3 separate regions of the Mus musculus genome follow, and regions 1 and 3 are each linked to region 2. Evidence: chromatin loops called from intact Hi-C (ENCODE). Cell type or tissue: heart. All regions are shown on one strand.

What was found. Hi-C counts contacts between places; a loop is a spot of excess contacts. Peaks named below come from ENCODE experiments on the same cell type or tissue, not always from the same donor. Only the 100,000 strongest peaks of a DNase experiment are listed, where the experiment ranks them.
Region 1: it touches region 2 in a loop (4-fold over the local background); 4 of 42 quality-filtered maps call a loop at or near these places.
Region 3: a loop joins it to region 2, with 8 times the contacts of the local background. A loop is called at or near these places in 5 of 42 quality-filtered maps.

The regions. Positions count from the first base shown.
Region 1 is chr4:109,503,809-109,506,308 of GRCm38, reverse strand. 4930522H14Rik (RIKEN cDNA 4930522H14 gene) reads left to right here. Exons shown (of 5, transcript NM_026291.3): 5 at 484-977. The coding sequence ends at 881. Among named protein-coding and RNA genes, the nearest start is that of 4930522H14Rik, 26 kb to the left of the region's middle. In heart, a CTCF peak has its summit at 1,236; no DNase peak of the experiment used is centred here.
Region 2 is chr4:109,437,913-109,440,412 of GRCm38, reverse strand. Ttc39a (tetratricopeptide repeat domain 39A) reads right to left here. Exons shown (of 18, transcript NM_153392.2): 13 at 1,573-1,664. Among named protein-coding and RNA genes, the nearest start is that of Ttc39a, 32 kb to the right of the region's middle. In heart, a CTCF peak has its summit at 1,103 (motif pointing right); a DNase peak (open chromatin) is centred at 392; H3K27ac peaks cover 462 bases.
Region 3 is chr4:109,702,813-109,705,312 of GRCm38, reverse strand. All of the region lies in intron 1 of Faf1 (Fas-associated factor 1), which reads right to left. Among named protein-coding and RNA genes, the nearest start is that of Faf1, 27 kb to the right of the region's middle. In heart, a CTCF peak has its summit at 1,548 (motif pointing right); no DNase peak of the experiment used is centred here.

The sequences.
Region 1 (2,500 bases), 66 kb before region 2:
TTCACGCCCAAGGTGCCCTATAGTTTCTAAGGTTTCTAAGAAACATTTTAGGCATATTGTAGAACTGACATTTCCAACCTAATTAGAATATTTTCCTGGATTAGAATATTTAAATATCAAGTATTTAATAGTCTACAGTTGATAGTGACTTTGTATTTTTCCTTATAGCATTTTCTTAGCAATGATACCCCTGAAAAGAGCCTTAAGATTTAACTTGTCAGCTAAGCATAGTGGCACATACTATAATCCCAGGACTCCGAGAGAGAGGCAGGTGGATCTCTGAGTTCAAGACCAACCTAGTCTACAGAGCAAGTTCTGGGACAGTGTGAGCTATACAGAAAAGCACTCAGAAAAAAAAAAAAAAAGTCAGGCAGTGGTGGTGCACACATTTAATCCCAGCACACCAACAGGCATACATGAGAAATCCTGCCTTGAACCTCGAGATCCAAAGACTTGACTTGCCTTTTTTTTCCTTTTAAACAGCTGTCAGAAGTCACTCTAAAGTTGAATTCTGCCTCCAGGATCCCATCAGCTGTGAGTCCCCTGAGGTGACCTCAGTAGCAAATGGCAGCAGTGTGTCAACATTGAGCTTATCAACATCAATCTCTAGTTCTTACTGCTGCCAGACCGTAGAAGAAGCCGAAGACTGGCTTACTGATGATTGTCTAGAAACCAGGATTCCCTTAAAGAATCCTTTACTCGGGGAGCCTCTAAAAAAGAAGGTGCTTGCGTACCTGTCATCCATTTCATTAGAAGAGTGGCCTGGGAACACAGTGAGCAACACATTTTGTAGCGAGCAAAAAACTGACAGCCTTAAGGAACTGTTGGTACTGAAAAACACAGAGGTTGGCAAACACAACCTTCAATTTGATATTGAATGACTTTTTTTTCTTTTGAAACCTGGTATAGAGTGAAATCATGTAAAGTTAAAACTGAATTATGAACTTCTGAGTCTCTTATCATGTCTGTACTAATAATATTGCTTTTCTTGTTCTTTATTATAAAGTAGCTCTAGCCCTTACTGGGCATTATATATTTATTTTAACTTATTTATTTATTCTCATTTTATGAGAACTGGTGTCTTGCCTCCATGTATGTCTGTGTGATTCCCAACACAATGTAAAACCAACTCACCTAACACTTAAGCCTTTCTGATCCGTTTCTTGGCTCCTCCTATTGGCGGGCTCAATGTTCAAGTCTGTAGGGACAATTTTAGGTTTGTAGCAAGGGCTCCCTCTGTAGGTGACAGCAGATAAACCGCAGTCTTTTGACAACTCACAGAAGCATTTCTTTGGATCTTTACACTCATACTTTCTTGTTTAAAAAGAAAACATAGCGAGGTGTGCAGCAGGTACACGTCTGTAATTCAGAAGCTGAGGCAGGAGCATCACCATGGGTCTGAGGCTAGTCTGGGCTACATGATGAGTTCCAAGTCAGCCTAGACTACAAAGTTTTAATTTCTCTATTAAAAGTAAATAAATATGAATTTTTGGTTTGCTTTTGTTTTGAGATAGATCTTACTGTGTTGCCCTGGCTGGACTGAAACTTGCTATATAGATCAGGCTGTCCTTAAACTCACAGAGTTCTGCCTCTGCCTCTGGCTCTGGCTCTGAGCCACTACTCCCAGCTCAAAAAAAAATTTTTTTTAAAGAGAAAAATCAAAACTATTGCCTTTAAATTACAATAACTTTAAAAATATTTGCATGAATAATTTTAATTTTGAGTTGAAATTAAAGAAATTTTTTATAATTTCAGCTACTGCACTCAATGCTATTATTTCCATCTTTTCACCAAAACAGACATTTAGAACCGGGTTTGGTGACATAAACCTGTAAGCCCAGCATCTTGGGGAGATTGAGAGGCAGGAGGATTCCAAGTTCAAGCCTTGTCTGAATGTCAAAGAGCATCCAAGAGGCAGCCTGGGTAACAAAACAAGAGTTGGGTATATAGCCCAGTGATGGGATGTTTGTCTAGCCTGTGTGAAGCCCTAGGTTCAAATGATCCTTGGCACTTAAGACATTTTTCAGGAAAAAAAACCTGAACAACTATATACTTATACTTTATAATAGAATTATTCGGATCTCCATTTTCCATTGTGTTTACAGCCAGATAAATAAACTTTGTTGTCGTTTGTTGGTCATAATTATTCATTAAGAATGTAATTTTGTTATTAATGTGTTGTGCTGTGTGTGTGCATGTGTGTGCAGCTGCACACTCTCACAGCGTTTGTGTGGAGTCAGAGAACACCCTCAGTGATGGTCGTCACCCTTTACTTTGGTTGTTCCCTCTCGTTTGTCCCTATACTGTGTACTACAGTGTAGCTGGCCCACAGGTTTCTAGGGGTTTCTCCAGTCTCAGCCTCTTATCTTGCTATAGTAGTTCTATGATAATAGACAGGGCCCACCATGTCAGGCTTTTAGGACACTGAGCTTGAATAGCAAAGTACACTTACCCAATTAGCCATTTCCTTAGCCCAAGATTTTAATTACTATAAAGTTCC
Region 2 (2,500 bases):
TCCAGCCTTTGCTTGCCTGGCTACACCTCAGTTTCCACACTGTACGATGAAAGAGCTTGACTCTAAAAGTATTTCAAGGAGCAAGCCAGCCTATGGTTATGGTCACATTTCACAGTTCCTGCATGACCTGATAGCTTTCAGGTCATGGTTGGGCAAAGGTTCCAGAGCTAGTTTAAGAATGCATCTAGGCCTGCCTCCTAGTTATCTCTCCTCTACGCCCAGGCCTTCCTGGGAGGGCCCACAAAAGTCTAATCCCAGTTTCACAGGCATGACCAACACCCAGAGAAAAGAGGGACTTGCACAGACAAACAGCCCAAACCCTTAATTAACTCCAGCCTCCTGAACTGTGGCCTCCTCAGCTGTTTCAAGGATAGAATAAAATTCACACAGCTGGGCATGCCTTGACTGGAGCCTCACCCACTACCAGCTGCCTGGCCATTGGGTGTGACTGGGATCTCAGACCCCGAGCTGTATGGGCTCAGGAAACAACTGATGGGTGAGGCCACCCCAGATTCCTTGCTGCGTATTCATTGCAGAACCACTCAGGGTCTGTTTTCTAATCTCAAAAGTATAGATTGTACTACCTCCTTCCTCTCAAGGGCTGTGGGAGAATTCTGTGAGCTGGGGCCACCGTTTGCTCCAGCAGCAGACTATGCACAGACAGTACTATTTCAGCTCTAACAAGCATCTGTCAGTGAAGCTGGCCAGCCTCATTTCCACCATGGGAGGAGAGCCCTAGACACCATCCTACAACTCCAGGTTAACCTTTTGACTCTTCACAAAAGGCAAATAAGTGGTGAAGAGAATACTGAAAAGATATAATGAAATAATAATGAAAAACTCTGGTGGGCAGCCCCCTTGGTTCCAGATTCTACTGCAGGGTCTTCAAAGCCCCTTTTCCAGTTGCAAAACTAGCCTATCTTAAAAGGCGTCCCAGCTGGGCCGTGGTTTTAATGCTGTCGGTTTGATTCAATGACTTTGGCTGTGCTGCTCTGTGGCTCTAGCAAGCTCAGCTGGTGGAGAGATCTCTTTGTACCTCAGATTCTGGTGGTTTAAATGAAAAATGTCCCCTACAGGGATTTCAACACGGGGTTGCCAGTGGGTGGTGCTGTTCTAGGGAGAGGTTTAGGAAATATGACTGTGCTAGAGGAAGTAGGTCACTGGGGGCAAACTTGGAGAGCGCGTGCATAGCCTCCCCTACTCCCAGTTTGCTCTCTGCTTTGCATTTGCAGTTGTTACCATGCCCGTCCCTTTATCACTGCGCTCCTGCCATCATCCCTGCTGTGGTGCACTTGTCCTGGTGCTTTATCACTGCAAAGGTGGCCAAGACAGGGTCCTCGTCTGTCTCAGTGACCAGATGAAAGAGATGACAAACATTCACAGGATTCTAACCACCAGCAGCACTGGCATGGCATGGTAGCCAGAGGGGACTAAGGGCACAGGGCACTTTGGAACAGGCAACTGAGAGCTGGGAGTACCTATCGCATCACTAAAGCTCAGATAGCCATGAGCAGAGCCTGACCTGTCTGTCCACAGTGAGACCTACAGCAGGAGCACTGTGGTCAGGCCCACCTGAATAACTCCACTTCATTGTCCCCGAATGGCTTGTAGTCTTCCTTCCCAAACATGCTGAGGTAGGCAGCCTTCATGTAGATGTAGGTGGCCTGTGGGAGATAGCAGCAGAGATGTGAGCAGCCCTCCTTCTAATCGCAGTGAGTGCCACATGAAATTCAACCCTCACTGTGGTTCCATAGAGATTTATAGTCACTAAGCCCCCAGGGGAGAATGCTGAAGCAACCGAGGAGTTTAGAGGTGGGAGTTGTATACCTGCAAAGCAGCCTCCCTCTCCATCTTGGCCCCATCAAGAGAGACCTGAGCAACATGCAGGGCTGCTGGGACAATGCAGAGACAGGGTGAGCATGGAGGGTGCTGCTGGGAAGCAGTGACTGCAGGCGGCCCTGCCGGATAGTGGGGAGATTCAGAGACTCAAGGGTACCCATATACATGGAAGCAGATAGGACATGCATGGGCACAGATGACCTGCAATAGGGACTATGTGAAGGAGGTATAGGTCCAGAACAGTGAACAGGGCACCCTCACAGGGCTCAGTGATAGACCTACATCCCTCACTTTACACCTTCATCTCAATCCATCTTAAAATGTCTGCAAGGACCTTGCCTGCTAGATCCGTAGGCCACCTGACAGGGAAAGTGGGGAGCCCTGCTTCAGCTGCAGAGTGGCCTACACAGCCCATAAGCATAAGTCCCACAACGTAGAGGGTTAGAGGTGTTTGGCTCAGTGCTGCCCTCAAGTGGCCAAGTTTTGAAACAGCTGCCTCCCAGGACAGCTCTGCCAAGGAAAGTATCTGCCAGTGGCCAAAAGAGAACTGGAGAAAAAGAACATCAGGACATCCTGGAACATTCACCCGTGCCATTCGTGCTGGAGCAAAGACCCTCAGGTGGCCTGCCCTTCAAACATGGCCAAACTTGTCTTTGTGAGT
Region 3 (2,500 bases), 260 kb before region 2:
ACAGATTAGAACCAAAGATGAATCTAGCATATCGCCTTCTATGTGTTCTAAGACATAGGGCATCTGAGAGTGGAGCAGTAAGGACAACCCAAATAAAGCCATTCTTCCCTAGGTTACATTTGTGTGTGCCATCTTGCTATGGCAGCAGCTGAACTGGCCTTTCGATGGATAAGAAAACATTCAGATAAGGCTGAGACATATGGAGGTAACATCTCAGGGTTGTCATCTTCTATGTGGTATTGAGTACAACACTTCCTTGACTAATAGAGTCCACAGTGTGGCAGAAGTACTAGCAGATACGTTGTAGTTCCTGAGAGTAGCACTTACAAAACTCAGCTATAAGCAAGTTACAATAGCAGTTTCATGGCCTCTAAAATAAGCAAATGAGGTATGGCTTAACCAATAATGAGGGTGTATAAGGAAAATGAGATCTTATACTATACTAACTTAGCTGAGAATATATTTCTTTTTTATAATTTTTATTAGACTTATTTATTATTTTATATCTGAGTGTTTTGCCTGCATATATGTATGTGTACCATTTATTTGCATGCCTGGTGCCCACAATGGTCAGAAGAGGTTATTGACTGCTCTAGATCTGGAGTTACTTAGGGTATGAACCACCATGTGAGTGCTAGGAATCAAAACCCAATCCTCTGGTAGAGCAACAAGTGCTCTTAACAGCTGAGCCATCTTTCCAGCCCTGAGAGGACATATTTTAAAATTCCTTTACTGAGCATTTTCAAATTAGGAAAGGCTGCTAGAAATTTTTGTAGGCAGTGCTCTCCAAAGTGTCCTCAGGGGCTGAGATGTAACTCAACTGGAAGAGTGCATGATTAGCGTATGTAAGGAAGGCCCTGGGACCAACCCTAGCTATACGAATGTGTAATCCTAGCACTTAGGAGATAGAAGCAAGGTGACAAGGTTGAAGCCAGCCAATACTGCAGAGGAAGACCAGCCTGAGCTATTAGCAGGAGCATGTCTCCAAAAGGAAAGAATAAGCCTATGTATGTCACCAAGTCCTACTGCATGCAGCTCACATACACACTGCTCTAGTCTCATCTAATTGACATGCAGCACCAGATAGGTCTAGAACTGTTCCAGATCCATAGCAATCATCCCCATCAACAAAGATGTAAAATTCCTCATGAACACATCAGTAACTTAAGAATATTTAAAACAATAACAAATCATGATTGATGGGTTTATGCCAACAGGACAAACCTGGCTCCACATTTTTTCAGCTCTATTATAATCTTATGACACCATCATTGTATATGCAGCTCTTGACCAAAACACCATTATGTGGTTTATGACTGTACTATTATACAAATTTTATTCTGGAGAGTTATAAATTCTTTCCTTTATTTGAAAGAAAAAAACACTAGAGCAATAACAAGTTTATGTAAACTAAAAAATTAGGTTGGTAAAATTGAAATAATAAGCTTCAAAACAGTAATGTTTTGGTAAATTTCACAAAACTGCTGATAGTACATCTTTTAGTAACAAATTGAAGAATGGATTCTAGTAAGGGGTTACATTCTCATTTCTAGCCACAAGAGGGAGCAAGTACTTAACAGATTTTGCAAATTTCATTATACACTGCTTTCACACAAGACTTTCAAAACCTAGTAACAATAAAACTAAGAATGTCTACCATTGATAGGGTCTAAAACTACAGTGGGTAGAATAAAAGCTACTTTCCTCAGGCTTCATAGTACTTTTAAATTGCTGATTCCTTAAATGAATACCAACACACTTTCTCATAAGAGCACTATAGGTTATAATTTGTTAAGTATTCAGTCTAAACAGAAACTAAAAACATGATGTAAAGACTAAATAAATTATCATAATCTAATTCATAAACTAAAACTCTACAGGTGTGTGTGGTGGCATACATACTAGCACTTGGGAGGCTGAAACAAGAGGATATGGAGTTCAAAGCCAGCAGTGGTAACAACAAGTTCAAAGTCATCCTAAACTAACAGTGAGACCCTGTATTCAAAAAATGTGCCCCCAAAACTGTGCTAATGTGCCAAGCAATCTATCATATAGAGAACCACAACAGGATGTAGATACCAGAATATTTTTAATTCAAAGTTAACTCTAACGACCTAAGCCACTTGCCTCTTTTTCGAGACAGGGTTTCTCTGTATAGCCCTGGCTGTCCTGGAACTCACTCTGTAGACCAGGCTGGCCTCAAACTCAGAAATCCGCCTGCCACTGCCTCCCAAGTGCTGGGATTAAAGGCGTGCCCCACCATGCCCAGCCTCTTTTTTTTTTTAATTGTTATTTAGCTTAAACATGTTAATAACTTAACATTTGCCTATAGGAACCTACAACTACAGTTATTAACAGCACTTGCTACATTTTTGAAAGGAGGCATCTTTAAAATGTACTAGCAAGTAGTTAAATCATAAATGCTAATACTGAAAATTCTCAGTCCACTAATGATATATAAATATAGCTCTTTGGTTTTTCAGGGAGAGTGGATTCCATC